Linked DNA regions of Homo sapiens: all the other regions are linked to region 5. Evidence: chromatin loops called from intact Hi-C (ENCODE). Cell type or tissue: mammary epithelial cell. All regions are shown on one strand.

Region 1 (5,000 bases), 360 kb after region 5:
CCACCATGCCCAGCCTATTTTTGACTTTCTGAGTCAAGTAACCAGATGAAACCAGTCCCCTTGTCCACCCAGAGTCCACTCAGGCTATACTTGATTCATACTTTTTTTTTAATTTTTATATTTTTTTTAGAGACAGGGTCTCATTCTGTCACCCAGGCTGGAGTACAGTGGCACAATCACGGCTCACTGCAACCTCGAACTACTGGGCTCAAGCAATCCTCCTGCCTCAGCCTCCCAATTAGCTAGGACTACAGGCACGTGCCACCATGCCTGGGTAATTTTTTAATTTTTTGTAGCAATGGAGTCTCACTATGTTGACCAGGCTGATCTCAAACCCCTGGTCTCAAGCAACCGGCTCCCTTTAGCCTCCCTAAGCACTAGGATTACCGGTGTGAGCCACCACACCTGGCCTGATTCATATGCTAGACTCATATGCTAGAAAAGCCAACCCCAAATGGGCCCTGATAGAGCAATCTTGTTGGGGACAGTTTTACTTGTAAGTAACTGGCTCCCTGACCTACAGAATATAAGCCTTCAGAAAAAGCTTCAGAAAAAGCTCAGCACCCTGCCTCTCTCCTCCAAATAATGTTCCAGGTGATATTCTGCAAGCACACCTGGAAACTTTGCTCTGTTTGTTAACCTAGAAAATTAAATGAGCAAGGGACAGAGCAGGCTGGCCTGGAACAGGGACTGGGTACAAACCAGATCTCCAAAGCTTGGGCTTATTCTCTGAAAGAAATGCTCTTTTTAATTTCAACTCTGATGTCTTGGTGGAGACATTCAACTGGAGATCTGGAGTCTTTGATATAAGCAAAGGCAAGCTTGTGGGATCACCACTGGCTACAGAAAGAAGCCCAGCTCTTTGGCAAAGAAAATCCTGGGCTCAGAGAGTGAAGAGTGTGTCAGATTTCTCACGTCAAAAGTCAGCTTTTGTATTCAGAATGGAGCCAGAAGGTCCTGAATCCAGAATGGCCTAGAGCCTCCCCACATGCTGTCCTAGCGGGGGCTTTAGCAGGTGGATTTTGATAAAGATAGCTTTGGATGCTAAGCATAGAAAAAAAGAGAAATGTTGGCTCTAGGCTGGGTATGGTGGCTCACACCTGCAATCCCAGCACTTTGGGAGGCCAAGGCGGGTGAATCACTTGAGTCCAGGAGTTCAAGACCAGGCTGGGCAACATGGCAAAATCATCTCTACAAAAAATACAAAAATTAGTCGGGCATGGGGTCACCCACCTGTAGTCCCAGCTACTAGGGAGGCTGAGGTGGGAGGATCAATTGAGTCCATGAGATCAAGGCTGCAGTGAGCCGTGTTTGCGCCACTGCATTCCAGCCTGGGTAACAGAGAAAGACCTTGTCTCAAAAAAGGAAAAAGAAAAAAGTTGGCTTTAGCACCTCGAACCCTAGATGACTTCCTGAGTGTCATATTCTTTGGCTGCTACTCTGGAGTCACATCTCAGGGAAGATCCAGACAGACGGCTTTGGTCTTTGTGTTTGTAGGTCCTTTTTCCCTCAGATACTCACCTGCCCTACTCCCTCACCTCATCTATGCCTTTGCACAGATATTAGCAGATATCTGTGCTGATAAAAGTTGCGACTGCACCAGGCACAGTGGCTCACACCTGTAATCCCAGCACTTTGGAAGGCTGAGGCAGGAGGACTGCTTAAGGCTAGGGGTTCAAGACCAGCCTGGGCAACACACCAAGACCTTATCTCTGAAAAAAAAAAAAAAAGTTGTAGCTCATCAATTACCCTATCTGAAATAGCCCTGAATCCCCTGCCTTATTTTCCTTTATTGCACTTGTTACTACATCCCATTATATTTTACATGTATGTGTTTAATATTTGCCTCCCTAGTTAAAATGTAAAGTGCATGAAAGGAGACATTTTTATTTATAGTCAGGTCCGCAGATCTTAGGACAGTGCCTGGCACATAATAAAAGCACAATAAATATTTGTTGAATGAGTCTTAGAGTTGAGTCAAACATCAGATAGCAGGTATTTCTACTGGGCAAATGTGGACTCACCCCAGAGGTGTGTAGAAGAGGGTGCAGAGTCTGGAGTAGTTTGGGGTGTAGGTGTCGGGGGAGAGGCAATTGTCTCGGGTGGAAACAAAATCCATGGCTTGTGCCCCTGCAGTTGCAAACACCATGAGTAGACGACAGAGAGAGAGAGAGAGAGAGAGAGAGAGGGAGGGAGGGAGGGGGAGAGAAAGAGAGAGAGAGAGAGAGAGAGAGGGAGGGAGGGAGGGGGGGAGAGAGATTGAGAGAGAGAGAGAGAGAGAGAGAGAGAGAGAGAGAGAGAGAGAGAGAGAGAGAAAACTAATTGTAATTCCTACTCATAGCCACAAGATGGCACTATTGCTCAGAGTCTTTACTCTGAAAAGCCGAATCTAGCAGAATCTAGCAGTCTAGTTTGGGATTCCTTGCTTCTCTCCGTCTCCTCCCGTTTCTCTCTCCGCTTTCCTCTCTTTTGTCTTCCTCTCCCTTCGTTTTTAAACACTGCTTTTATGGTGGACTTGAGCAATAGTATAGGAGAAGCCATTGGTGCTCAGAGAGAGATCCCCGAGATGGATATTTGGCCACACTAGGCACAATGGTTTGCTCACTGAGCACGGCCGGAAGGCCTGGCTTCACCAGCTTCCTCTTCTCTCTGGCCAGAACCCACAGCCTTGCTGTTCTGGACCTGGCCCGTGGCTTGGGAAGCCTCCAGGGACAATCTTGCTTCTCCCTCCCTTACTCCATCCTCCCCACCCCATAACATGCTTATCTGGGAAGCACCTGCCCTCAGATCTGGTTCCAGGGGTCCTTGCTTTCCACTTGAGAAACTGTAAACACGCACAGAATGTCTCCTGGTGGGGGTTCTGAGGCCTTTTCCTCCCTGGTATTTTAGCCTAAGGAAAAAGCATTCAGTGGTGTGGGGATGGTGGGTGGAGCTTGCGGTATTTTTCTAAGACTTTTGCAGTTGGGGAACAAATCTCCAGGGAAGGGGCAGGGCCTCGGGCTAATTCCAGTACAGTAGGATCAGGGCCATGAAAACATCACACAAAGGAAACTTCAAAGCTCTTCCCCAGTCTGAATGGGCAGGGCCTGCTGAGAGGTCAGATGTTAACCTGATCCAAATGCCCTCTTGCTTTCAGGTGCCCCTCGCAGGCCTGCACACCCCTAGGGGATCCACCCTCTCCCAGGTCAGAATTCCACAGGGCCCTGAAGCTTCCTTACGCAGTGCTCCCCATCCCTGTGCTTGAAGCAAAGCCAGGGAGGGCAGAGCCCAGAAGTTGGGATCTGGTTCTGACTGTTCTCTGGCCTTAGGAGTAGAGGCCAATTTCATCTCTGCAAAGTGAGGCTGGGGCTGAGGAATGAAATTACACCTTCATCCCGCTCAGTCCTGCCTCATCCCCAAACCTTGCCAAACCCTGACACAGCTACTTTGCAGGGAGTGGTGAGAATTAGGAATGCTGCAAGGTCACTTAGGGTGATCATTAGGACAGTCATTAATTTCTGAGGCCTAAGAGTGACTAATTTATCTCTGATAGACACAGGGATCAAAGGAGAGTATTTATGGCTTAGAAACAAACCTCCCATTCTTTCCCCTGCTATAATAAATAATAAAAAGCTCCCAGGCCTCCCTCCCTTGTCCATCTCTTCCCTGCCCCTTCCTCTCTGTCTTAACTGTCCCTGCACAAAAATTAACCCTACTCTTGCTTCTCTGTACTCTTCCCCTTCCTTCTGTAAGAACCAGAGAGGGGAAGAGAATTAGCTGGCCCTGAGAGCTTCAGCTGCAACTGTGCTGTGGAGTGAGGGGTGCTGATCCCAGGGGAGGACATAAGCCAGGCCAAGAGTGGGCTCTCCCTGGGCATTTACCATGTTTACTTTCCTAAGTATGTATACCAGGGCCTGGTTAGGCTAGAAAGCAGACTGTCACCAGGTTTATTAGCTGTGTGACCTTGAGCAAGCTACTTTTTTAAAGCCTCAGTTTCCCAATCTATAAAAGAAGGATAATAATAGCATCACAGACTGGCTTATGAGAATGACATAAGATAAAATATATAAAGTGCTCAGCACAGAGCCTGATGCAAAATAATGGCCACCACATTTACCAGGACCTCAACATCCTTATTTTATTTCCAAGAACTTGAGGCTGCAGTACAAACTGAGTCCTTCACTTTCTGTTGTAGCCTCTGGGAGACGCCAAAGTGAGGATGGGTGTGGCCCTCCAAGGACGCTGGACCCCTGCTGTAACAAGACACAGATCACACGGGAGGGGTTCTCAGCCTTAAGGATGCCGTGAGGTGGGCCTAGATCATGGCTTCTCACCGCCGCACTACTGACAGACCATTCTTTGTGGTGAGGCTTTGTTCTGTGCATTGTAGGCTGTTTCGCAGCATCTCCGGCCTCTGTTCACTAGATGCCAGTAGCAGCCTTCTAGTCATGACTATCAAAAATGCCTTTAGACATTGTCAGATGTCTTCTGGGGGACAAAACTGCCCTTAGTTGAGGGGCACTGGTCCAGGAAGGTGGGAAACATAGGGGCAAACCTGGCAGGGGTGAGGAAGCAGGTATGAGCCTGCGCACAAGAGCCCCTCCTACCCTGGGCAGGGCTCAGGCAGACCCTCAGCTGACTGTGGAGATTGGCCCTGGAAGACGAAGTTCTCTCTAGTAAGGCCATGGCCTTGCTTCCTCAAGAGCTGATGCCCTGCTTGGACATGGACCCCTGGATTCCCCCCAGCCCAAACCAACATACACAACCCTGTCCAGCCCCAGGAGTGCTGGCCAAGAAACAGTGCCCTGGTGGCACAGAATGCTCACTAAATGGACCCTGGGTCCATTCTCATCTCAGGGCAGAGCATGGAGCCAGGCTGGCCCTGCCACTCATGCACTGTGTGGCCTTGGGCAAATTGTTTCACCTCTCTGTGCCCCAGGATCCTTATCTGTAAAAATACCTTCCTAGGCAGGTTGTTGTGAGGATTAAATGACTTCATATTTCTAACATACTTAGAAGAG
Region 2 (5,000 bases), 270 kb after region 5:
CAGACACTCATCAACAGTAGAATGAGTAAGCTTATTGTGGTATGATCACAAAGAGCAAGGCAAAAGAATCTACACTCAATGACATGAAGGAATTTCATGAAAGTAATGTTGAAGACAAAGCCAGTTTTTTAAAAAAGTACTTACAGTATGATTGCTTTTATATAAATATGCAAAACAGAAGCAAGATGACAAAGGGAGTGTCATCATCTAGAAAGTGGTGCGATAAGATGCACAGCTAGTGCTGCCCTGTGACTCTAACTCCTTCAAAAGTCCGCCTGTGGCAAACGCGGCTACCCTCCCAAGCCAAGATAAAGTATAATTGGAGTGCCGAGGCTAAAAAATATACCAGTGGGACTGGTCGAATGAGGCACTTAAAAATTGTGTACAGCAGGTTAAGGCATGGATTTTTTAAAGGAATGCCACCTAAACCCAAGAGGACAGCTGCTGCAGCATCCAGTTCATCTTAAGAATTTCAGGCCAGGTACGGTGGCTCACACCTGTAATCCCAGCACTTTGGGAGGCCAAGGCGGGTGGATCACTTGAGGTCAGGAGTTCGAGACCAGCCTGGCCAACATGGCGAAACCCTGTCTCTACTAAAAATACAATAATTAGCCGAGTGTGGTGGCGGGCACCTGTAATCCCAGCCACTCGGTAGGCTGAGGCAGGAGAATCACTTGAACCCAGGAGGCGGAGGTTGCAGTGAGCCGAGATTGTGCCATTGCACTCCAGCCTGGGTGACAGAGCAAGATTCTGTCTAAAAAAAAAAAAAAAAAAAAAAATTTTAGATTAGTCACACAATAAATGTTCTGATTTAAAAAAAAAAAGGCAAAACTCTCCTTTGCTGTTAGAATTCAGGAAAGGTCAGTTATGAGTGAGGAGTGGGTTTAGTGACTGAAAGGAAATAGGAAGGGGGAGTTTCTGGGAATATTGTAAAGTTTCTTGAACAGGGTGCTGATTACACATACAGATTTCAGTCTATGTATATATATTACACTTATTTCTTAAGTAATATATATTACTTACAAAAGGTGTACAATTTTTCTGTATGTGTATTACACTTAGTTTTTTTTAAGTAATATATCTTGAGAGAAAGCTAGAAAATAAGACGTTTAAAAATTTTTGAATCACCTACAATCCCACTATCCAGTGAAAACGACTGTTAACATTTTGGACTTTTTTCCAGTTCTTTTTTTCAAGCCAGTGTGCACACGCTCTCTCCTCCCCTCCACTCATACACATAAATTTTGCTAAATTAGGTTCATTCTCATTTAGTTTTATTTCTGCTGTATTTTTACATAAAGTTAAACTATACCATTCAATATCCTTTGCAAGCATTTTATAAGCAGCTGAAACATACTCCATTGAATGTATGTGCTCCAGTACATTTAATCAGTTGCCCATTGCTGTTTTCTTATTAAAAAATAATCAGTCACATGATGTCTCTCTCTCTCACACACACCCCTACACCTCTAGACATTCTTTAAGCTCTGCATTCGTTCTCTATTTCTCTCCAGAAAGGTTGTACCGATTTACAGTTCCACTGGCAAATGTGAGGGCTCCTTGTATCGCAGTCCAACCCCAGCTCATTTCTTAGTATAGGTTTGTTTTTAGGATGGTCGAGCTCAAAGCAGAACTAAGGGATCTGCCGTTTTGTACACGGCCGAGGCGCGCGGCTCCCTGGGCCTGGAACGCGCTCTGAGCGCGCCGGTCCCTTCCAGGTTGCGCGGGCTCCGGACGAGACCCAGCCCAGCCGGGCAGCCCCGCGCGCTCCCGGGTCCCGCCGGCCTCGCGCCGCCCGGTTGCCGTGGGAACCACGGAGCCTCGGAGCGCCCGCAGACTAGCCCGTGTCTGAGGGGGTGAGGGATACTGAGGCCCAGGCATGGAGCTGCCGGATCCGGTGCGCCAGCGGCTGGGAAACTTCAGCCGGGCCGTGTTCAGTGATTCCAATCGGACCGGTCCAGAGTCCAATGAGGGTCCGGGTGAGTGACCGAGGCCCGGTGCAGGGGGTGTGGCCTGCCGAGGGCTTGGCGTGGATTTTGGAGCGTCCAGAATTTGCCCGTACCTAAAATGGCGATGTCGCCTTCAGCCAGTTCTCCGCAGTGCGGGAGAGCGCCTTGGAGGAGGGGCCGGGCCGGACAGGGAGCTGAGGCGCTGGCGGCCTCCCGCCCCCGGCCGGGCCTGGTCTCCGCGTGGTGCTCCCTGGCCAGCTTGTTGCAAGCGCGGCAGCTGACGTGGGGCCGATCTCTGTGCCGCGCAAGGCCCATCATTGTCCCGGAGAAACCCCAAAAATAAAAAGATAAAAGCCGCCCTTGCTGCACAGGCTGGTCCCCCGCGCGCCGCGAGAGCGAAGGCCCAAGTTGTTTTGCCTCTGCGGCGCCCGCCCCGGCTTTTCTGTCCAGGATGACGAGGAATAGCCCAAGCAATCCCACCTCCCCCGTCCCCACCCCCACCCCAGGGAACAAATTTGCCTTTTCCCTTTTCCTAGCAGAACAAGTATGTTCCTAAGCAAGGCCATTTTCTCGTAGAAGACATTAAAAAAAAAAGTTAATGAGTCCTTTCAAACCACCATCCACTCCCACTGGCATGTGCCATACTAGCCGGGCGTTCAACAAAACTCACCCCTTCCCTGCCTTCTCCTCCTCCCCTATATGTAACTCTTATCATAAGGTAACAAAATACCATGATGCTTCTGCGTCCTTTAACTTGATGTCAAGTGATAACACAGTTTCCTCCAGAACAGTTTCCTCCTCCTACATCATGATGGTAGACAACACACTGTCAACCAAACCCATGTGGTTTTCATCATTCAACTCTGCTGGGAAATATCAATCTTTTCCTCTGCTTGGTTTTAGAGAATTTTTAAAAGGGACAGAGAAAAGTAAAGGCAGTTCCCAAAGCTGCATTTTGTCACCTTGATCACTTGCCTATTTCCCAAATGTAGGCCTTTATGATTTAGGATGTACAGAGAAAAATGTGAAAAAAATAGGTTTTCACGTTTCTGGTTCCAAGGATGAGGCTTAATGAGCACTAACGTCTGATAATACAAGGTAAAAAGACGTTTTCTGAAAAGGACCAGATAGTAAATATTTTAGACTTTGTAGGCCATATGGTCTCCACGGCAGCCATTGACAATAGTTATTGAATAGGCAGGGCTGTGTTCCAATAAAACTTTATGGACACTGAAATTTGTATTTCATATGGATTTCACGTGTGGAAAAAATATTACTTTTTTAACCATTTAAACGTGAAAAAACATTTTTAGCTCATTGACTGTACAAAAACAGGCAGCTGGCCAGTTGTTTACCTATCCCTGATTTATATTGTATGTTTTAATTTAAATTCCATTTACAGAACTCAACTTGAACTTTTGCAAAATTTAGTAAGTTTATGTCTTACGCTTTTAAGGTTCATTTACATATTAATTTGATTTTCATTTCCATGATTATAAGTTTGATCTGCTGAAATATGGACATAGCATAACCTTTAAGATGTTAACACACAATACTTCTAACATGAAAACCATTCTTTGCAAAATTTGACTACAGTTTCTTCTCAAAGGTACTGAAATGTTCAGCTTGCCCAATTTATTATTCTTTCCCAAATTTTCTTCTTTGTGGATTGGAAGTAGGTTTGATTATTTGTACTGTAATAACAAGTTTATGTCATTACCATGTCCGCAGCTTTGTACTGTTGCTATCGAAAAGATCCTAGGCTGGTGAGTTGTCTTCAGATTTAACAGATTTTAAGAATTCATTCCTTTATCAGTGGTAATTTAATAAACAGTTGCAAGCAAAAGTAGATCATAATAATCAGGCATATTCTTGGAGCTAAAAGAAACTATTTTGCTGTGAGAGACCATGACTATTTCTTATATTTTAAAATAATTAAGTGACAGATAAAAACACTCAGCTATGGAGAAAAGGAGAAAATAATGTTTTTAAGACATTTATTTTAGAGCCTTTAAAATCTTACGTGTACAGCAACTGATTTCAATATATGTGTCTGCTCTTAAGAATTTAGTCAAATTTAGGATGTATTTTGTAGGGCTCAATTTTAAAAATCAAATTCTTAATCTAGGACCCTGCTCTCTTACATAAAAGCAGAAAGTGTTATGGAATCAACCTTAGGTAAATGGAACTCATGTATCACAAATGGCTATGCTAGTAATGTCCTTATGACAGTATACTTTCATTAATTCATTCTTATGTGTATTTGATATTCACTGCGTGGAAAGCAAGATGCTAGATTCTATGAGGGTCTCAAATTAGGGTAGGACATGGTGTGTGCTTGCAATGAGCCTGTAGATAAGTAGAAGAGAAGAAGGAAAGAGGACTAATATTTGTTGAGTGCCTACTAAGTGTGCCAGGCACAGTGCTAGGATGAAATAATTTATATTGGCTCTAATTCTCACAAACAGCCTGTGAGGAAGTTTTAATTTCACTATTTTACAGATGAAGAAATAGAAGCTCAAAGAGTTTAAATAATTCATGTCAAGTCTGACATCCAGGGTCACAGAGGTTTGGGGAGCTCGGATTTGCTTGAACTCTGAAGCCCATGATCTGTTCAGTACACCAGACTGTTTTTTGGGGAGGGGAGTGTGGTTCTTTGCTAGCACTTCTTATTGACAGTTTAGAGTGGTAAGTACCTAAAGGGGAAAGGTATTTCTGCTGAGGTGGGGGAACTGATGAAGGAAGTATTGATGGAAAAGATGACACTGAATTGGACTTTAAAGAATGGCTAAGATTAGGGTATGCTGAAAAGAGAGATGTGTCTAATTATAACCTTGGTAATCCGTTTTTGTATAAGATTAGTTTATCTGTGGGAGATTCATTTTTATTTATTTTATGCATTAATTTTATATGCTATTTACATAGAATTCTACAAAAGAGGCAATGATAATTATCTGTTGAATAGGATTTATGTTGATATTCTACATTAAATCTATACCAGTAGTATATGCCAAAAAGTCAGAAGACTGTAATGGCAAAATGGTAAAATAA
Region 3 (5,000 bases), 780 kb after region 5:
ATAAGAAGTTACTCCTTATGGAGGAGTAAACAAAGTGGTTTCTTGGTATCTAGTCCTAGTAAAGATGTTGTGAACATTGTTGAAGTGACAACAAAGGACTTAGAACATTACAGAAACTTAGTTGATAAAGCAGCAGCAGGGTTGGAGAGAACTGACTCCAATTTGGAAAGAGGTTCTACTGTGGGTAAAATGCTATCAAACAGCATCACATGCTACAGAGAAATCTTTCATGAAAGGGAGAGTCCACGGATGCAACAATCTCATTGTTGTGTTATTTAAGAAATTGCCACAGCCACCCCAACTTTCAGCAATCACCACTCTGATCAGTAAGCAGCCACTGACATCAAGGCAATTCAAATCCCACTTCTGACACACACACACACACACACACACACACACACACACACACACATTTAGAAAACAAAAACAAGACATCAAGGCAAGACCCTCCACCAGCAAAAAGAATATGACTAGATGAAGGCTCAGGTAATCATTAGCATTTTTTAGCAATAAAGTTTTTAGGTTTTTTTTGGGAGATGGGGTCTCTGTTACTCAGGCTGGAGTGCAGGAGCACAACCATAGCTCACTGCAGCCTCAAACTCCTGGGCTCAAGTAATCCTCTGACTTCAGCCTCTTGAATAGTAATAAAGTATCCCTTAATTAAAGTATGTATACTGCTTTTAAAGACACAGTGTTCTTACACACTTAATATAGTGTAGTATGATATGGTATGGTATAGTATAAACACAACTTTAATGCACTAGGAAACAAAAAAATTCATGTGACTCGCTTAATTGCATTATTCACTTTATTGTGGCCACCTGGAACCAAACCCAAGGTATTTCCGAGGTATGTCTGTATTACTGCACTTGACCCTCATAATCAATTTTCAAAGGCAATGAGGTAGATGATAGTATTATAGTGCTCTTCACTCTCAACTTACAGAAAAGGAAACTGAAGCTTCAAGCAGTCAACTGATTTTTCTGAAAGCACCATGAGATAAGTGCAGGGCCAAAGCCTCAACAGTTAAGCCAGGTTTCCCTCTGATTAGCTGTCACAAGTGACTACACAGAGAAGTAGACTCGGTATCACTACCACTGAAAAAAATGTAAACTGGTACATTCTGTCAACAATGATACAGAGATGCCAGTCCCTAATGAGTAGCTACAATGCTTCAGTTGCTGGCCTTCAGAGATCCTGAGACATCAAACAATGATTTGAAGAGTATTACCACAAATTTTTTACTTAAAGTTTAGATGACTGAGTGAGGAATATGTAAGTGTTCTCAGAACTTAGAAGGCCAACTAGCTCAGTTTAACAGTGAATAGAAAAACTGAGAGATAAGATTGAGAAGGCAGTCTGGAGCCAGATTAAAGTACATCAAGTTTAGACATTGTTATATATACGTAATGAGGGGCCACTAAAGGCTAGGTAACTGGGAAATCATGATGCAACGTGTGGTTTAGAACGCTGAATCTGGCCAGTGTGGTGTCACACGCCTGCAGTCCCAGCTACTCCAGAGGCTGAGGCAGGAGTATTGTTCAAGCCCTGGAGGTTGACAATGACCAGCCTGGAAAACACAGCAAAACCCTGTCTCTCTTTTAAAAATGTTTTTAATGAAAAAAAAATTTTAAGCTGAATCTGATAACAGTAAGTAGTTGGACTGAAGTGAAAAATTTTCAGAGGGCTAGGGCAATGGAGCCTAGGAGAGGACAGCAGCAGTTAATAACTTAGTCCCCAGGGTAAGCCTCCCCTTGCCTCTTCTTTGCTATGCCCCTATCTGCTAGTGGCCATGGGGACTGGCATAAGCTCCAAACCAGACAGATCACAATATCCTCCTTTCTCTGGGCGCACTGACTGGTCCCAATTTAGGGCAGGAGAAATGATCTTGTCTTTTTGGGTCATAGTATAAGAAGGACATGAGGCTGGAGTTACAGACAGCATTTTCTTGGACCTTTTGGCAAAAGCATGTCTGCAAGAAAATAGAATGAAGTGAGAGTGGATTTTAATGGGGTGATATCCCTGTTTTATAGTTCCCAAGACCCTAGTTCCTGCAGGCCTTCCTGCAATTCTATAATGCTATCTCAGCATCCTTCCTACAGACAACCCAAAATTCCATCAACTATTCAATTTAAGCTGTATTCCTATCATTTGGAACCAAGAGTCTTGACTAAAAGAGGGTGGTGGCAGTGGGAACAGAAGAATGTAAAGGTAACAACACCAAGTAGAACACAGGCAGAGCAAGTGAGACTGGAGCTGAAAGAAAAACAAGCTGTCTTTCATTTCTTCATTAATATAAAAAATTATATGGTAAATATTACAACTTTCTGGTACATTAAAGATATTTCACATTACAATTCAATAAACATTTACTGAATATCTGCCTATTTACCAGATAGCAGGACCCCAAACCTCTGGCTATGCCAATCAATACAAATACAGGCTGGGCGTGGTGGCTCACACCTGTAATCCAGCACTTTGGGAGGCTGAGGTGGGCAGGTCATCTGAGGTCAGGAGTTCATGACCAGACTGACCAACATGGAGAAATCCCATCTCCACTAACAATACAAAAATTAGCCGGGGGTGGTGGCAGGTGCCTGTAATCCCACCTACTCGAGAGGCCGATGCAGGAGAATCGCTTGAACCCGGGAGGCGAAGGTTGCAGTGAGCCAAGATTGCGCCACTGCACTTCAGCCTGGGTGACAGAGCGAGACTCCGCCAAGAAAGAAAGAAAGAAGGAAAGAAGGAAGGAAGGAAGGAAGGAATTATTTTGTATAATATACTATAATTAAGTCAAATTATTTCCACTGACACCTTGCTTCACAATATTATGTCACAACTCAGGTAATTTGTATCATTCTTCTTCTCAAATAATATCAAGAGATATCCATTCTGATATAATTTCATCTGTGACAAAAGTTATTTTGGTTGGGTTCCAGTCAATAATATCTTGAACTAGGGTCAATTCATCCAAATTTAGAACAATCAAAAATTAAATGAGAAATTGATTTTGGTTTAGGTTCAAAGTCATCAATTTTCACTTAAGAAATATTTGAATAGCTACCATAAAACAGATACTGTTCACAGCACACTACTTCCATCTACTGGCAGCCTAGGCTGACAGCCTGGTACTCATCCTTTATTCTTCTCTCTCTTCCACATCTTGAATCAGTGGTTTTCAACACTGGCTGCACATTAGAATCCTGAAGTACAATTTTAAAATATCAGCGCCCAGCTATTATCCCAGAAATTCTGATTTCCAGGAATTATGGAGTAAAGCCTAGGCACTGGTATTGTTAAAAAGCTTCCAAAGTGATTCTGGCAGGCAACAAAGTGTTAAAAACAAATGCCTCTGGCAGTAAAATGAGTTCGAAAAGAAAAAGAAAAACAAATGCCTGTAACTTTCAGTTGTCAAGTTCTACTGATTGTTACATCTGAAATAATTCTCTAATAATATGTCCCCTCTGATCTGTCCCTACTAGCTGGTAGAAGCCCTCACTATCTTGAACCTAAACTAAGTGTGGACTCCCTCAAGTCTATCTTCTATACCACTATCAAAGTGATCTATCTATAATATAAATATAGGATGCTGGCACTTGCTTGTTTAAAGTTATCCCATGGCTGACTATTACTTGCTTCAGTGGTGGTCAGGCAGGATGGTGTGAAGCACTCTCCTATGAGGTATAAGGTAAGTTGTACATAATATAGTTAGCAGTAGTAGTAGTACAAGTATTAATGTTTGTAAAGATTTTTATAAGTATAAATCAGAGGGTTTTCAAAGTATCCTTATATTAAACAATTACCTCCCTCATTTTAATTGTTTACTTGAATGGAAGAAAAAAAGAAAATTAAAAACACAGGAACTCTGCATAGAACTATATTATGCATGTATTACTATCTGTTAAATGTGTCGCAGAGGAATAAAAATTTGAAAACTGATAAACCAAAACAGTGGTTCTCAACCAGGTAGTATTGCCCTCCCAAAGGCACCTGAGAAATGGTGGAGGCTACATTTGGTTTCACAGTGATTGGAGGGAGTGCTGTTCGCATTAAGTGAGCATGAGCTAGGGATGTTCGGCATCCTTCAATACCCAAGAAACGGGAGTTGGCAAGTTTTCTGTAAAAGTTGTAACCCTCTGCTGCATATTCTTCCCTTTTTCGTACAACTCTTTAAAAATGTAAAAACCATTTTTAGCTCATGGGCTATATAAATACAGGCAGTGTGACCACCTGTGGGCTGATGTTTGCAGACCCCTGACCAAGAACATCCCACAGGACAAAAAGACCTGTGTCTCACATGACTTTGCAATGTCCCATCTGACATTGTGTGGAAAAACCTGTTTATAATTACTTCAGCCTAAAAATTAAGTATTTTGTTTTACATAAAAAAGTATTTTTTCACGGTTTTAATAAACACCAAGTTTTCCAGGAATGCAATTAATACAACTTGTACTTTGACTTGGTCAGAACTTTACAAATAGGATGTTAAGTATTTTGAAAAATCTCATTACCAGTGACAATACCATTTAAAATATCTTACCTACCAATACAACACATTTTATATACCTGCATTTGTTGCTGTGCATTCACAGTAATACCATGTATAGGTACAAGCATCTGATTAATTCATTATGTGTTCTAATGATATAATGCTTAAGCATTTATATTTTAAAATATATATTTCAAATCATGTTTAGATTTCTTATACTTTTCCTTTGTACTACATTTATGACATCATATTAGAAATTATGTTTTAATTTTATTATATGTGAATTATAAGAATTCCTTTTAAGGATCATAAAGGAGCATTAGAAAATATTTACTACAAAAAAAGAAACACTGGGCTGGATATGTTTGAGAATCACTGAGCATGAAGTTCAAACTCAACACAACAGGCCCTGCTTATCTTTTAGTGTCTTACAACTTCCTGCCTCCCGCACTTGACACTCAAACAGCACTAACCTGTTTGTAATTCCCCAACTAGCAATCCCAATATGATG
Region 4 (5,000 bases), 860 kb after region 5:
AACACTTTTGGCCAACTCAGAAATGTAAGTGTGGGAGAGTCTCCAGAAGCAATTACAAAGTTTAAAAAAAAAAAAAAGTATGTTCTTTCTTTCCCTCTTTATTTTTAGAACTCTCTCTGCAGTACTGTTGATGGTCCATTGAACCTTCTCCTGGGAAAGAGTACTTGATTAGCATAGTATCCAACTTCATTGTAAAAATTAACATTTTTGTGTAAAAAAAAATTACTGCTCAAGAATCAGAATTGCTTAGAGGTCATCTCTTATAACCATAGCCCTACTACCAGCTGAAATTCATAGGTCTAAACAGGAGAATATTCCTGAGCCTGTGGAAATTTAAATGACATAATAATAAAGAAAAAGAGAAAAGACAGAAAAATACTGCACTAGCTGTACTAGATCTTTTTCAAGTGATCCTCCTGCACATCCTCAACCTCTGGGGCTCAAGTGATCCTTGGCCTCCTGCCTCCTGAGTAGCTGGGACCACAGACATGGGCTAGTATGCCTGGCTGATTTTTTTTATTTTTTTGTAGAGACAGGGGCTCCCTATGTTGCCCAGGCTGGTCTCGAACTCCTGGCCTCAAGCAATCCTCCCACCTCAGCCTCCCAAAGTGCTGGGATTATAGGCATGCGTCATTGCACCCAGTCTGTACTAGACCTTTAAAGAACTATTGGAGAAGCTGTAAAAGACGAGACAATAGTAGAGGTATACAACTTAGGGAGGAAAATATTCAAATTTATTTAGTTATGTGCTATGCAGCTTTAAAGCAAAACAATTCTCTGTTATAAAGGCATTTAAAAGAAGCAAAACTCAGGGCACCAGTTCCTACCTCACAATCTATTTGTAAAGACAAAGCTGAGCCAAATTAAACTATATAAAACTTGTCAAATCAACCTGTCTGTGAATAGATAAAAACTGGTTCTCTACTCAATGAAAAAAAAAAAAAAACGCGATGAAGCCTGATCGACATGGCAAAACCCTGTCTCTACAAAAAAAAAAAATACAAAAATTAGTTAGGTGTAGTAGTGCATGCCTGTAGTCTCAGCTACTTGAGAGGCTGAGGTGGGAGGATCGCTTGAGCCCGGGCGGCAGAGGCTGCAGTGAGCTGCGATGGCACCACTGCACTCCAGTCTGGGAGACTGAACAAGACGCTGCCTCAAAAACAAAAAAAAGAGGCCGAGCCCAGGCACGGTGGCTCCCGCCTGTAATCCCAGCACTTTGGGAGGCCGAGGCGGGCACATCACCTGAGCTTGGGAGTTCGAGACCAGCCTGAAGCAACATGGAGAAACCCTGTCTCTACTAAAAATCCAAAATTAGCTGGGCATGGTGGCGCATGCCTGTAATCCCAGCTACACGGGAGGCTGAGGCAGGAGAATCGCTTAAACCTGAGAGGCAGAGTCTTCGGTGAGCCGAGATCACACCATTGCACTCCAGCCTGGGCAACAAGAGCAAAACTCCATCTCAAAAGAAAAAAAAAAGTTAATCTTACAAATAAAGCACAGGTAACAGAAACCATCTCCAAATTTCTAAAATTATTGTTTTAAACATTTACTTGAAACATAAATTTTTGTCAAAGATGAACCACATAACAGAAGTCCAAATTTATAAAAACTGCATTCTACATTAAGATAGAGCTAAAAATGTGGGTGTTTTATTAAGACAAAAAAATCATGATTTTTTTTCATATTTCTGCAGTTTAAGGATCCACTCCACCAGACTGCATCATTTATACCTTTCTCATGGCATTTATCATATATAAGATAGGGACAGTGACATTTACCTTGTGTATAGAGCAAGGTTCAGCATATTAGGGGTTTAGTATGTATTTAATAGGTAAATCAAAGATAAACATTTCCTTTAAAATCTCCTTACCCAGCCACTCCTTTAACCCAAGTCAAGTTTCCAGGCCCAGAATAGCTGCTTTGAGAAAAGGAAAACCAAAAATAGATTAATTGAATGGGTTTTGCCCTAAACTAAGAAAAAAGATTTACAGGACATTTGGCCTCATTACAGGTCACCTGAGTCTATTAAAATACTCTACAAATCCCAGGTGGGTAATCTGCAATTGCTGCTTTATCATATGACGTCCAGTGTTATAAAAAAGTAACATCAGTCATTTGTCTATTCTTCAGAGAATGAATAATATGTCTCATGTATTACCATCTAAAGTCTCAAAAATGTTCAGTGAAATTAGCAAAACTTAGTCGCTTAAAAACTAGAGAACTAAAAGGAATATATTTATAGAACTTTAAATTTTCCAGAAAATGGTATTTCTAAATTAAAAATATCAAGTCAAATATTTAGACATCTTTTTGGATAATAAATTTTTATTGTTGAGTAGCCAACTTTTGAGCATTTTCTGAACTAGAAACATTCCAGAGAAAGAACATTTCAACATGATGTTGCTTCTAGCATACTTTATCAGTGCATTGGCAAGCCAATATTCCACTGCCACCTACAGTAGAAAAACAGAATTACTGCTTATAGTTAAGGATGTAGACAGAATACAAATGAAACCTAAAAGTATGACCTAAGAAGTCAAAAGTTACCAGTCTCTTCTGTTTCCTAATATAAACACTTTAAGACTATATATTCTACATCCATTATTTTATACTCAAGTTAACTTCTTATTAACATATGTTATCCAAAATGTGTAAGCGAGGCCGGGCGCAGTGGCTCACGCCTGTAATCCCAGCACTTTGGGAAGCCAAGGCGGGCGGATCACGAGGAGTGGAAATCAAGACCATCCTGGCTAACACGGTGAAACCCCGTCTCTACTAAAAATGCAAAAACAAAATTAGCCGGGCGTGATGGTGGGAGCCTGTAGTCCCAGCTACTCCGGAGGCTGAGGCGGAAGAATAGCGTGAACCAGGGAGGCAGAGCTTGCAGTGAGCCGAGATCACGGCACTGCAGTCCAACCTGGGAGACACAGCGAGACTCCGTCTCAAAAAAAAAAAAGTATGAGCGAAGTTTCTTCTTAAATTCACTCTAAAATATCAAAAAGGTAATACATGATAATATTAATACCATTCATTAATAATGCCATTCTTTGATTTTAAAAAACTCATCACTAACGCATAGTAAACTTCAGCCATTTTGTAAACTTGATACCAAATGCACTTTTTTTTTTTTTTTAAACTGGAGTCTGGCTCTGTCTCCCAGGCTGGAGTACAGTGGCACAATCTCGGCTCACTGCAACCTCCGCCTCCCGGGTTCAAGCGATTCTCCTGCCTCAGCCTCCCCAGTAACTGGGATTACAGGTGCACGCTACCATACCCGGCTAATTTTTTTTGTAGTCTTAGCAGAGACGGGGTTTCATCATGTTGGCCAGGCTGGTCTCAAACTCCTGACCTCAAGTGATCCACCCACCTCGGCCTCCAAAAGTGCTGGGATTACAGGCATGAGCCTTTGTGTCCGGCCCCAAATGCACTTCTAAGCTTCTGTTTTTACTGCAATTGCTTTCCATAAAAATTTCCCAGGTATTTAGCAAGCAGGATCAAATTATGCTTTTAAAATAATACTACAATATGCAAAACACCAAACTACTGGAATATTTAAAATATAAAGAGGTTAAATGAAGGCATTTAACTTCTTCACAATTTACATCATACCCCAAAATGTCTTAGCAATAAAATGTTTGTCAAAATCCTCTAAAAAGAACTTCGAGTGCTGGGTACAAATGGACTAAATTCCTAATACTACATTCCAAATACTGCATTTTAAAATCACAGTTGAGACGATTAAATTTTTAAAAAGCTAAATACAGGTCAGACATGGTGGCTTATGCCTGTAATCCCAGCACTTTGGGAGGCCGAGGTGGATAGATCACTTGAGCCCAGGAGTTCAAAACCAGCCTGGACAACATAGGGAGACCCTGTCGCTAAAAAAAATTTTTTTTTTAAATTAGCCGGGCATGTTGGCACACACCTGTAGTCCCAGCCACTCAGGGGGCTGAAGTAGGAAGATCGCTTGAGCCCCAGAAGTCAAGGCTGCAGTGAGCTATGATCACGCCATTGCACTCCAGCCTGGTCAACAGAGCTTGACCTCATCTTTAATAAATAAAATTTAAAAAGCAAAATGCAGAAAGTTATGTACAGTATACTCCACCTTGTGTCTGAAAGAAAGAAAAGGCTGTTGGCTAAACATAGTAGTATATTGTTCTTAAGAGAAGATAACTCTTGGAAATTTAAAACATGATTAAATGAAAAATTCAATTAAAAGGCCAGAAGAGACCAGGTGTGGTGGTTCAGGCTTGTAATCCCAGCACTTTGGGATGCCAAGGCAGGAAGATCACTTGAGTCCAGGAGTTTGAGACCGGCCTGGGCAACATGGTGAAACCCATCTCTACAAAGAAATACAAAAAATTTAGCCAGGAGTGGTGCCACACACCTGTAGATCGAGGTTCAGGTGGGAGAATCACTTGAGCCCGACAGGTCAAGACTGCAGTAAACCATGTGCACACCACTGCACTCCAGCCTGGGCAACATAGTGAGACCTTGTCTCAAATAAATAAATAAATAGGCTGGGCGCAGTGGCTCATGCCTGTAATCCCAGCACTTTAGGAGGCTGAGGCAGGAGGATCACTTGAGCCCAGGAGTTGAAAACCAGCCTGGACAACATAAGACCCCATCTCTATTTTATTTTTAATAATCAAAAAAACTAAATAAAATAAATAAGTTAAATAAAGGCTATAAAAGGCCAAGCGTGGTGGCTCATACCTGTAATCCCAGCAATTGGGAGGCTAAAGAGAGAGGGTTGCTTAAGCCCAGGAATTTGAGACCACCCTGGACGATATGGGGAGATTCTGTCTCTAAAAAAAGATAAAAATAAAAAAATTAGGCAGGCATGGTGGTGAGCATTTACAGTTTCAGCTACTCAAAAGGCTGAGGTGGGAGGATCATTGGAGCCCAAGAGGTCAAGGCTGCAAGTGAGACATGATCATGCCACTGCACTCCAGCCTGGGTGACAGAGTGAGACTATGTCTCTTAAGAAATTTTTAATC
Region 5 (5,000 bases):
TCAATCTGATTGGTGCCTTTCATCAATATGCTTTTAATGTATTAAAATAAAACAGTGGAATCAGAAAAATAAATTTTTTTAGATTTTAAAAACCAACACCAGCTGGGTGTGGTAGCTCATGCCTGTAATCTCAACACTCTGGGAGGCCGAGGTGGGAGTACTGCTTGAGCTCAGCGGTTCAAAACAGCCTAGTCAACAAAGGGAGACTCCGTCTCTACAAAATAGAAAATTAGCAAGGTATAATGGTGTGCACCTGTAGTCTCAGCTACTGGGGAGGCTGAGGCAGGACGATCGCTTGAGCCCAGGAGTTCAAGGTTGCAGTGAGCCATGATCACAACACTGCACTCTAGCCTGGGTGACAGAGCAAGACCTTGTCTCAAATGTAAAAACAAGAAACTAAAACCTATGGATATAATTTACAAATGTAATGGTTCTGGATTTAATTGGGTAATCTAAAACACCAGGAAGAGAAAAAAAATTTTGTTTCCTAAATATAACTGTTGTGGCTTCATATTTTTAAAAAACCCTACAATGTCAACTGTCTGGATGAACAGATGTTATTCTATTACAGTAGATAAAAATGAAACATAGTGTTTTATAGTATCCATTCTTATCTACACTAATAAGTAAATGGATTGTAAATGATCCAAAAGAAATACTTGTTGTTAATCCTAGATTAAATTTATAAGGGGAAGATATCCTAAATCAAAAGATAAAAAGAAAAATATTTTAAGTTTAGTCCAAGTGAGATGTTACAAGTTGCCTTGTCATTGCTTTGAGATAACAGTAAAGTCTAGAAATCATTGAGAGGTGTAAGTGGTAGAAAGGAATGGAAAAACTAAAATCCTGCAACAATAAAATTTAGAAATCTAGTTTTCTTTCCTTTATATTCTTCTGTGTCCTCTAGAAAGGAACATTATAAAAATAGCTACTCCTTACCAAGCTAGATGCTTTACATACATTATTTCCAATCTTCAATAACCTGTGGAGTAGATATTAATACCATCATTTTATACATGACTACATGGAAGCTGTGAAATATTAAATGACTTATCTAAGGTTGCATAGCCAGTAAGTGGCAGAACCACCTCTAAAATTTCAACTCTAAAGTTTCTGGTCCAAAGAAGAAAGCTCAGACAAAACGGAGAAATCAGAAACAAGAGAACCAATAAAATGAAAATAGCATTATGTCAATTTGCACAAAGAAGCAGTAAGGTTGCCTTGAGAAAAAATATTAAGAATTCTAGTGACTGATAAATTCTAGAATTCCATTTTATAATGTCTAACAGTAGTGAAATAATTAACCCAAATAACTTCTAAACTGTATATAAACAATAATTAAAGACTACCTTCACTAATCTGATACATATATTCTTCACAGACTTACCACTACAGAAGACTGATTAAAAGCTTCCCTATGATTCTACAATTTCAAATGATCTCTTTTCATCTTTCTTATTAAGGTAGCTAGTTATTGCAGTAGGGGTTAAGGGCAAAGGCCCTGGAGAAAGACAAGACTGGATAAAATCCCAACCTGTTAGCTATATAACTGTGGGCAAGTTACTTAACCTCTCTAAACCTCACTTTCTTTACCTGTAAAATAGGGTTATATCTGACTCACACCAGAGTTATTATAATGAGCAAATGAGATAATGTGTATAAAGCATTCTATTATACATAGTACCTGGTACATAGTAAGGGTCCAATAAATTTGTTACAGTGATATATATTTGGAGACTTCTGTTTTATTGGGATATTTTATATTAAATATAACTTCACTCTTTGTTACTAATGCTACTACTGGACATTACGGTTAAAGTCTCAACATTTCTTTATTAACTGTGGGGTTGTAACACAATGTGCAAAGAAAAGAAAGGTATTACAATTCCATTCAAAGAGCATACCTTTTCAGTGTCAGGACAATATACCAACAGAATTTCTAACAAAACCGAGGTTTTACAAGACAAAGAGAAGAACTTTAGCTCTTTGAAATTCACTAATTCTTTTGCATGAAATGTGAAAGCACATTAAAATGTAAGGGAAAGTATAACATTGTAACATGTTATTGCTACATAATGATCAGCAAAAGTCAATTTCATCATTCACCACTGAGGGGAGCTATAACCTAGGAGAGGTTTATATATAGAATGCCAAGGTTATTTTAAAACTTTCCCATACCTTACAATATTCATTTCATCAACTCTCTTATTAAAATATATTTTAAATAAATTTGACAAGCATACCCCAATTCTCTTTTGGAGACTTTAGAAATAATAAGGTGGCTCATTATAACTATGTAATCATAAAGACGGGGGATCCTTATCCCTCTTCCTTTTTTCTCCATAGAGCATTTATGTAACCTACTATATATATTTAGCATACATTATGTATTTATTTTATCTAACATACTAAATCTTTCATACAGTAATTTTTATCCTCTCTCTCACACACACACATATGAGTGTAAACTACACAGCGATGAGATTTGTTAACTTGTTATCTGGTTTTTTTTGTTTTGTTTTGTTTGAGACAGGGTTTCACTTAGTCATCCAGGCTGGAGTGCAGTGTCACGATCACAGCTCACTGCAGCCTTGACCTTCTGGGCTCAAGCAATCCTCCCACCTCAGCCTCCTGAACAGTCAGGACCACAAGCATATGCCACCACGTCCAGTTAATTTTTTTTATTTTTTTGTAGACTGAGTCTCCTTTGTGTTGCCCAGGCTGGTCTTGAATCATATGTTTTATACACCACCATTTCCAATGCCTAGAACAGTATCTAGCACATAATACACGCTCAATGAATACTTAAGTGCTGAATGAATGAATACTGAATCATCTATTTAAAAGGTTAAAAATCTCTCATTAGATTATGTCAAGTAAAGCAAACTGCTAATACTTGAAAAATGCAACGTCTACTTATATCAAATTTTGGTTTAAAGAAAATGTCTAAGAACATTTCTTTCTTCCTTTCTTTTCTCTCTTTTTTTTTTTTTTCTTTTTGAGACAGAGTCTTGCTCTGTCGCTCAGGCTGGAGTGCAGTAGCACGATCTTGGCTCACTGCAACCTCTGCCTCCCAGGTTTAAGTGATTTTTCAGCCTCAGCCTCCTGAGTAGCTGGGATTACAGTCATGCACCACCATACCTGGCTAATTTTTGTATTTTTAGTAGAGACGCTGTTTCACCATGTTGGCCAGAATGGTCTCCAACTCCTGACCTCAAGTGATCCACCCGCCTTGGCCTCCCAAAGTGCTGGGATTACAGGTGTGAGAGACTATGCCCAGCCTAAGAATATTTAATCCCACAGATGGTAATACAGACAAATCTCATGAGATTGGCTTATGCAAGTTCAATAAAGTTGATCAGAAGAGCTCCTACTGTAACAGCATATGGATCCTTCACATGCTGTTTTACTGCCTCTAGGGTCTACTTTTCAAATTTTCTTCTGTATAGTTGATGGATGTTACTCACGTTATTCTTCTCTCTCTCTTTTTTTTTTTTTTTTTTTTTTTTTTTTTTTTTTTGAGATGGAGTCTTGCTGTATCACCTAGGTTGGAGTGCAGTGGCGCGATCTCGGCTCACTGCAACCTCCATCTCCCTGGTTCAAGCAATTCTCCTGCCTCAGTCTCCCGAGTAGCTGGGATTACAGGCGCACGCCACCAAGCCCAACTAATTGTTTTGTATTTTTAGTAAAGATGGGGTTTCACCATGTTGGCCAGACTGGGCTCGAACTCCCGACCTCAGGCAATCTGCCTGCCTTGGCCTCTCAAAGTGCTGGGATTACAGGTATTTTTCTCTTAAAAAGAATAATCCTTACAGGATTTATAACAGTTCACAGAGTTTAACTATACCATTCATTCACTCACTCCTTCAATAAATATTTATTGAGAAGCTACTACCCCAAAGGTAGTATGGTTTGAAAAAAAAATTGTGGTAGATACAGAGATGAATGAAATAAAACTTTTCCCTCGTTAAATCTACTTATGCAAGTAGGGGTCCTGTACACATCTCAGAAAACTGGCCTAGATTTTCCAGAGCAGGTAAAAAGAGTTAATACACCTAGACAGAGAAAAAAAAATTATTCTCAAATCTCACTATACAGGAGTTGATATTGGCAGAAAGAAATTAATGTCCTCCTGAAAACTGAAGAGGGAGATCTACCCCATTCTCGTCTATCTTCCAGGTGAGAATATAGCACTTCCTTTGTTTTGTTTGTCTCGTTTCGGTTTAATTACATAAACTCATCCTTTTGATATAGTTCATAATTTATGACAGTTGCCCTAATTTAGAGTATATAAATTAGTGTATTCTCTTGAGTTAATGTATTTCAAATGCTTTGGTCATAACATGTACATCTGTGCTCTTTCCCATGCATTAAGAATATAGCAATTTCACAATCCTTCTGAAATCTCATAACTTCATAATATGAAAGTAAATCTATAATGGACCTGATCTCACTACCAAACTTCTCAGCTCTTTAGTCCTAAACATGGCCCAGTTACTGCCAGGGAATAAACAAAAAATTCCTTTTGTCACTGAGATACATACCAAAGTCAGGCATAGAAAGGAAGAATATTACACAAAGCATGTGATAAGCCTGTTATAAAGACATTTTAGAACTTTAACAATTATCACGATGAACAGTCATGATGATGATGGCAATGGTAAAAGCTAATATTCACTGAAAATTATTTAATCTTCAAGCAACCCTATAATTGTATGACTGAGAATTTAAGAAATTTCCCAGTGATCACAGAGCTTGTAAGTAGAAGAGACAGGACTTGAAATCAGGTTTACCTGACTCCTGTCATCTGTATTATTTTCATTAGATTTCTGTGAATCTAATATATTAATAAATGTTTGGAGAGAAGGAATGTTAACATATTTTCCATTTCATCCTATGTCCACTCCCTTATTTGACAGATTTTCCAAGAATTCCAAGCCTACATTATTAATCACTATATTTGGATGGGCTGTCTTCTTTAATTCCCAGTAAATGAACAT

The links. A loop is a pair of places that touch in the nucleus more often than their neighbours do. Peaks named below come from ENCODE experiments on the same cell type or tissue, not always from the same donor. Only the 100,000 strongest peaks of a DNase experiment are listed, where the experiment ranks them.
Region 1: a loop joins it to region 5, with 8 times the contacts of the local background. A loop is called at or near these places in 5 of 110 quality-filtered maps.
Region 2: a loop joins it to region 5, with 6 times the contacts of the local background. A loop is called at or near these places in 4 of 110 quality-filtered maps.
Region 3: it touches region 5 in a loop (20-fold over the local background); 15 of 110 quality-filtered maps call a loop at or near these places.
Region 4: it touches region 5 in a loop (6-fold over the local background); 23 of 110 quality-filtered maps call a loop at or near these places.

Annotation. Positions count from the first base shown.
Region 1 is chr2:62,409,613-62,414,612 of GRCh38, reverse strand. No RefSeq gene overlaps it. Among named protein-coding and RNA genes, the nearest start is that of TMEM17, 94 kb to the left of the region's middle. RefSeq lists enhancers at 2,419-2,608, 2,880-3,639, 4,571-4,650, 4,891-4,980. In mammary epithelial cell, CTCF peaks have their summits at 2,354 (motif pointing right) and 4,409; DNase peaks (open chromatin) are centred at 2,012 and 2,402; H3K27ac peaks cover 449 bases.
Region 2 is chr2:62,503,009-62,508,008 of GRCh38, reverse strand. TMEM17 (transmembrane protein 17) reads left to right here and starts at 1,814. Exons shown (of 4, transcript NM_198276.3): 1 at 1,814-1,979. The coding sequence starts at 1,880. It also overlaps the pseudogene RPL37P13. RefSeq lists silencers at 1,634-1,903, 2,114-2,283, 2,621-2,915. In mammary epithelial cell, no CTCF peak of the experiment used is centred here; DNase peaks (open chromatin) are centred at 1,918 and 2,058; H3K4me3 peaks cover 1,376 bases; H3K27ac peaks cover 1,908 bases.
Region 3 is chr2:61,991,727-61,996,726 of GRCh38, reverse strand. All of the region lies in intron 1 of COMMD1 (copper metabolism domain containing 1), which reads right to left. Among named protein-coding and RNA genes, the nearest start is that of COMMD1, 89 kb to the right of the region's middle. In mammary epithelial cell, a CTCF peak has its summit at 3,108 (motif pointing left); no DNase peak of the experiment used is centred here.
Region 4 is chr2:61,915,490-61,920,489 of GRCh38, reverse strand. All of the region lies in intron 1 of COMMD1 (copper metabolism domain containing 1), which reads right to left. Among named protein-coding and RNA genes, the nearest start is that of COMMD1, 12 kb to the right of the region's middle. RefSeq lists an enhancer at 2,837-3,337. In mammary epithelial cell, a CTCF peak has its summit at 2,446 (motif pointing left); no DNase peak of the experiment used is centred here.
Region 5 is chr2:62,772,371-62,777,370 of GRCh38, reverse strand. The region is part of intron 5 of EHBP1 (EH domain binding protein 1); the gene reads right to left. Among named protein-coding and RNA genes, the nearest start is that of EHBP1, 69 kb to the right of the region's middle. In mammary epithelial cell, a CTCF peak has its summit at 2,113; no DNase peak of the experiment used is centred here; H3K27ac peaks cover 518 bases.